2 separate regions of the Homo sapiens genome follow, and region 1 is linked to region 2. A link is a contact called in ENCODE Hi-C or POLR2A ChIA-PET data. All regions are on one chromosome and are shown on one strand. Each heading gives the region's core, a stretch centred on a gene start or an enhancer-like site at or near the end of the contact. The rest is flanking DNA. Distances are from core to core; before and after follow the strand shown.

Evidence for each region. Hi-C counts contacts between places; a loop is a spot of excess contacts on that map. ChIA-PET counts read pairs that join two places held with the same protein, here RNA polymerase II (POLR2A). Pooled maps may share reads with other maps.
Region 1: a pooled map shows a loop between it and region 2 (2.8-fold over the local background). The contact joins the promoter of DNAJC22 here to the enhancer-like site in region 2. A Hi-C loop is called at or near these places in 1 of 50 pooled maps. POLR2A ChIA-PET finds 5 or more read pairs at or near these places in 2 of 52 experiments (HEK293 and WTC11).

The regions. Positions count from the first base shown.
Region 1 is chr12:49,345,411-49,348,216 of GRCh38, reverse strand. It overlaps DNAJC22 (DnaJ heat shock protein family (Hsp40) member C22), which reads right to left and starts at 1,329. Exons shown (of 4, transcript NM_001304944.2): 1 at 666-1,329; 2 at 112-573. RefSeq lists silencers at 293-512, 2,545-2,664, 2,685-2,784 and an enhancer at 1-630.
Region 2 is chr12:49,159,347-49,162,050 of GRCh38, reverse strand. No RefSeq gene overlaps it. Among named protein-coding and RNA genes, the nearest start is that of TUBA1A, 28 kb to the left of the region's middle. Within about 2 kb of position 1,395, at least 3 of the 41 ENCODE cell types and tissues checked have a DNase peak (open chromatin) inside an H3K27ac peak, as active enhancers do.

The DNA.
Region 1 (2,806 bases), core at 80-2,579, 190 kb before region 2:
TGGACAAATCCTCACAATATCAAACTGGACGCCAAGCGTGCCTGCCAGTGTCCCCTCTATCTGGAGCGACCACCAGCCAGCACCCGCTACTTCCAAATCAAGTGGCCATACCTGGGTGCCCCGCTCCCAGACCGAGTCAGACCAGTCATTTCCTTTGACCACAGAGTGAAAATGGCCCGTCTCGCCCTGCTCCCACTTCCATCCAAATGGACTTTGTCTTTTGTGTCTGTTGTGTCACGGAAGTCCGGCTTCCCCAGGCCAGGCTCCTCCCCAGGGCCCTCCCCGGCCCCCTGGGGATCACATTCCCGCCTGGGACTCCTCCCGCCCGCCCTCGCGGGGAAACTCGGTGCAAGGCTCTGCAGACGCCTGCAGCTCCGGTGGGCTCAGTGCCCAGCCCGGGCCCAGCTCCTCCCACACCACCGCACCATGGCCGCCAGGTGGCGCTGCCGCCGATGGAAGGGGGGGTCCGGGCGGTCCCCAGACACCTTGTGCGGGTACCGAGGCACAGCAGCACAGGACTGCCCCTATGGAGGGGCTGCCTGGCAGGAGCAAGGGACGCTCCTATCTGTAGTGCTAAAAAAAAGGATAAACTCCTGTAAATGCAAGAATACGTCCTTGATTACCTCCTCCCACCCCCACAAATTGAAAGGTGACTCCTCCCTCACCTCAAGCTGCACGCTCCTCTCTTCACGCTCCGTTGACCTTCAAGACTGGATGGTTCCACCTCCAATTCCCTTAAGGCAGAGACATCCACGGACAGGCTGCAGTGAGGGACATCCAACCCAAGCTGTCCTCAACCCCCCACAGGGCTTGCTTGCCTCACCGGCCCACCTCCGAGCCTTCCAGTTAGGGGCTCTGCTTCTGCACCTGAGCCTGAGACCTGAGGAGCCTCCCAATCCAGGGCTGCTCTGTCCCGCGGGCTATGAACCAGAGGGAGAAACGGGAGCAGAGGGTTGGAGGGCAGGAGGCTCGACCAGGAGGGCGAGGCCGCAGCCCGAGGCTCGTGGTAGTCTGCCTTCCTGCGCCTCTGCGCTGCAACGGAGCTGCAATGCAAGACGCCTTCATTTCAATGTCCCGGGCTCCAATCCCGGGTTCTACTCCGTGAACTTGGCTAAGTCATGCAGCTTCTTGGGCCTCAATTTCCTTCTCTGGCAATCTCGTGGATCTCCGAGGTCCCCCAGTCTGGACTTGCGGGGGCTTCGGGGGACGGTCGGCCTCGCGGGTGTCACCTCCCGGCAGTAGGCAGAGCGCTTCCCTCCAAACGCCCTCAGCCCTCATCTCGGCCTGGAGAGGAAATGCTGCTCTCTATATGACCTCTTAGGGCTCACTGAGGGGCCTAGGCTGGGAGGGGCCCCAAAGCGACGCCTCAGACTGCTGGGGGGCGGGGGCGGACAGGAGCGCTGAATAATGAATGAGACTTAATTGGGCCCGCACTGCGCGACGGCGCGCTAAGCTTTGCAAACAGCGTGGGCGGCGGCGGCCGCCGCTGGACAAACAAACTATCTCCCGGCTCAGGTGGTGGGGCGGGGGCGGCAGCCATACAAGGGAGAGGGAAGGGGCTGGCCGCCGGGGCACCCGGGGCCGCAGCGCGCCCCCAGGTTTACTTCCCGAGGAACCCAGAAATGCGGGGCTGCGCTGGCGGCCCAGAGAGTGGGGGTCGGGAAGGGGCTCAGGGTTCGATCTCAGGAAGGGAGGAGTGGGGAGGGAGAGAAGCGGATTGTGCGGGGAGAGCCAGGGGCCCAAGGGCAATGTAAGCGCGAGGAAAAGCTGAAGAAACGAGTGGAGGGCAGAGGAGAGGGGAGAAGTGAGCGAGGAAAAAGCGCACCGGGGGAGGGGCGACGGGGTCGGGGGAGCGGGAGAAGAGCTGTTACCGGGAGGAAAGGGAAGAGCGATGGAGGAACAAGCGAAGGAAGGCGCAAGGGGCCGGGAGAAGAGGAATTGAAGAGTCAAGGAGAGGGATGGGAGGTGACCGGAATAAGAACGAGGGGGCGGCAGGGCGGGGGGAGGCGCCCCTGCCTCCGCCTCGCCCTGCAGCGCTCCCGGCCTAGCGCTCTCTCCAGCCGCCCGCACTCACTTTGTCACAATTACGGGGCCGTCACTCCGCCCGGATTGTTTTCCCCAAATTGTTGTTCTATAAACTGGTGCAGAGTGGGAGGTGGGGGGATCTGACAAACTGCAGCGAGAGGAAAGGGTCTGAGCTGTGGTGCGGGGCGCGGTGGTGCATTTACCCGCAAACTGGCCCCGCGTGGGCGGAGGAATCCAAAAAACCCACGCAGGAATTCTGGTTGCTGCCCCAGCTTCGTCGCTGACCCCGCTTTTAACTTTTTGGCTATTCTCAGCATCGGCTGCCTCGGTTTCCCCAGCAGAGCGTGACAAGGATCGGAGGCTGGGGTGGTGGAGGCGCTTGTAGGTGGGGTCCAAACCGTCCTGCCTGTCCCATTCTGTCTTGTTCTTTACTACCCGGGTCTCCCCGGCGGGGGATGGGTGGTCTATCCCAGCCCAGCGGTCCTCAGAGCGACCTCGAGTGCCTTCTTCCCCCGTGAGTGAGGCTTCTGCCCTCACCCGGTCTGGGCCATCTCCTACCCCGCCTGTGCCCTCCGACCCTCTGCCCTGCGCCGCTCGGTGTCCCAGCCTTTCAATTCGGCAAACATACGTTGCGCGCCCACTGAGTGCCAGCGCTGAGCCAGCCTCACCCCGCCGCCTCTCCCCCCCGCCACCCGCCCCTTCCCGGCCGGCCCGGCCTGTCGGCTCCGTGACAGCAGCCGCCGAAGCCCCGGCCCCGCGGGAGCGGCCAGAGAGGAGCCGC
Region 2 (2,704 bases), core at 146-2,645:
GGCTTTTCTTTCAGTCTTCTTATGTTTGTTTTATATATAATGTCCAGGGTTTTTAGTTGTATTTAGTGGGAGGAATTTAGGAAGTATGTCTACTCCACCTTCCCAGTGCACTTAATTTATAGGGCAATTTAAGTAGAATTAGCATCTTTGTAATCTGATACCTCCAAATAATACGTGATATATCTCTCAGTACATTAATCATAATATCTTCATAATATCTCTCAATAAAGATACTATTTTCTTGCAGATGTCTTGTTCTTTTGTTGTTATTGTTGTTGGTGTTAGTGTGAAAGAAAATAGAATCTTGGGACCCCAAACTCACTATGCCAAAGGGACATTAAGCTTGAGAGCTGAATTACTGCATTCCTTTTGTTACCAGATAGCTGTAATTTCACAATCCTGTACCATAGCCTCATTTCCTCTACTTCCCCTTTTCACATGTAAAATGTCAATTTACTGAGGCTAATCAGAGCCTCACAAGAATGTAACAATTCGCCTCACTACCTACCCTACCTCCCGTTTTCCCCCTCCTGCTTGCTCTTTCTCCTTTAAATAATGAAGTTCCCTGCCAGGTATGGTGGCTCACACCTGTAATCCCAGCACTTTGGGAAGCCAAGGTGGACGGATCACCTGAGGTCAGGAGTTCAAGACCAGCCTTGCCAACGTGGTGAAACCCTGTCTAAAGGGGGTTTTGGGAATTCTTAAATTCTAATCGTTTATATGTAAATTTTGCGGACAATTTTTGCATACATGTCATGATGTTACCAGTGGAGGGTGTCCAGGTCCCTGGTGTCTTAAACAAAGATTTGGACAAAATGTACAAAGTAAGGAAAGAATGAAGCAACAAAAGCAGAGATTTGTTGAAAATGAAAGTACACTCCACAGGGTGGGAGCAGGCCAAACATAGGGGCTCAAGGGCTCAGTTACAGAATTTTCCTGGGTTTAGGGTGTGGTGGCTCATGCCTGTAATCCCAGCACTTTGGGAGGCCAAGGTGGGCAGATCACCTGAGGTTGGGAATTCAAGGCCAGCCTCACCAACACAGAGAAACCCTGTCTCTACTAAAAAATACAAAAATTAGCCAGGCATGGCCCGTGGTGGGTGCCTGTAACCCCGGCTACTCAGGAGGCTGAGGCAGGAGAATCTCTTGAACCCAGGAGGCGGAGGGTGCAGTGAACTGAGATCGCACCATTGCACTCCAGCCTGGGTGTCAGAGTGAGACTCTGTCTCAAAAAAAAAAAAAAAAAAAGAAAGAAAGGAAGAAAAAAGAATTTTCTGGGGTTTACATCCCCTCTAGAGGTTCCCACTGGTTACTTGGTGTACGCCCTATGTAAATGAGGAGGATATTTTTTGTCATAGCTGAAGTGTTTTCATTTTCATTTGATTTAGTTCTAGGAAGTCCTTAGGTTCCCTGCCTCTAGTCCCTATTCTCCTGCCTCAGTGAGTGGTGCAAGGTTAGAGATAAGCAGGTCCTTGCATGTTTGTGTCTTTCCACAGTGTCAGGCTTTTACTGATGCTATTGCAATCACAAAAGCCAGGAGCTACACGGAGTTCCCAAGGGGGCAATCTCCTTAGTACTGTTACAGTAGGTAGTTAGACAGGCAAGAGCAGGGCAGGAGAGGGCTCCCTGCACCCACCAGGAATGTCAGGTGACCAATGGTCAGGCAGTTGTCACACTACCTATCTAAAATAATTGGTCACAGCCAGTACCAGGGAGAGGCAGTTTCCCAACAGATAAACACCTGAAATTGGTAATCAGCAGCTTCCGTAAGATCTAAGGAACTGGGCGAGTGGGCTCGAGCATGCACATTAAGAGGCAAAATGGAGGCATATGACCTTCCAGGGCATTCCACCAGAAAAGGGAAGAAAACCTCAGGTGAATATGTTTACAACTCCAGTAAACACACTGCGCATGCTCACCTGCCAGGCGTTAGTAGGCCACTGTGCATGTGGGCAGCTCACCCTAAGGCAAGAATGAAGGGAAAGGGGCACAAAATACTAGAAGTAGACCAGCATATGAAATCCAAGGTCTGGACCGGGCCCAGTGGCTCATGCCTATAATCCCAGCACTTTGGGAGGCCAAGGAGGGTGGATCATTTGAGGTCAGGAGTTCAAGACCAGCCCGGCCAATATGGTGAAGCCCTGTCTCTATTAAAAATACAAAAATTAGGGCTGGGCACGGTGGCTCACGCCTGTAATCCTAACACTTTGGGAGGCTGAGGTGGGCGGATCACGAGGTCAGGAGATGGAGACCATCCTGGTTAACATGGTGAAACCCGGTCTCTACTAAAAATACAAAAAATTAGCCAGGCGTGGTGGCAGGTGCCTGTAGTCCCAGCTACTCAGGAGGCTGAGGCAGGAGAATGGTGTGAACCCGGGAGACGGAGCTTGCAGTGAGCCAAGATCGCGCCACTGCACTCCAGCCTGGGCAACAGAGCGAGACTCCATCTCAAAAAAAAAAAAATACAAAAATGAGCCAGAGCACAGTGGCTCACACCTGTAATCCCAGCACTTTGCAAGGCCGAGGCAGGCGGATCATGAGGTCAGGAGATCAAGACCATCCTGGCTAACACGGTGAAACCTCATCTCTACTAAAAATACAAAAAAAAATTAGCCAAGGGTGGTGGCGGGTGCCTGTACTCCCAGCTACTTGGGAGGCTGAGGCAGGAGAATGGCATGAACCCCAGAGGCAGAGCTTGCAGTGAG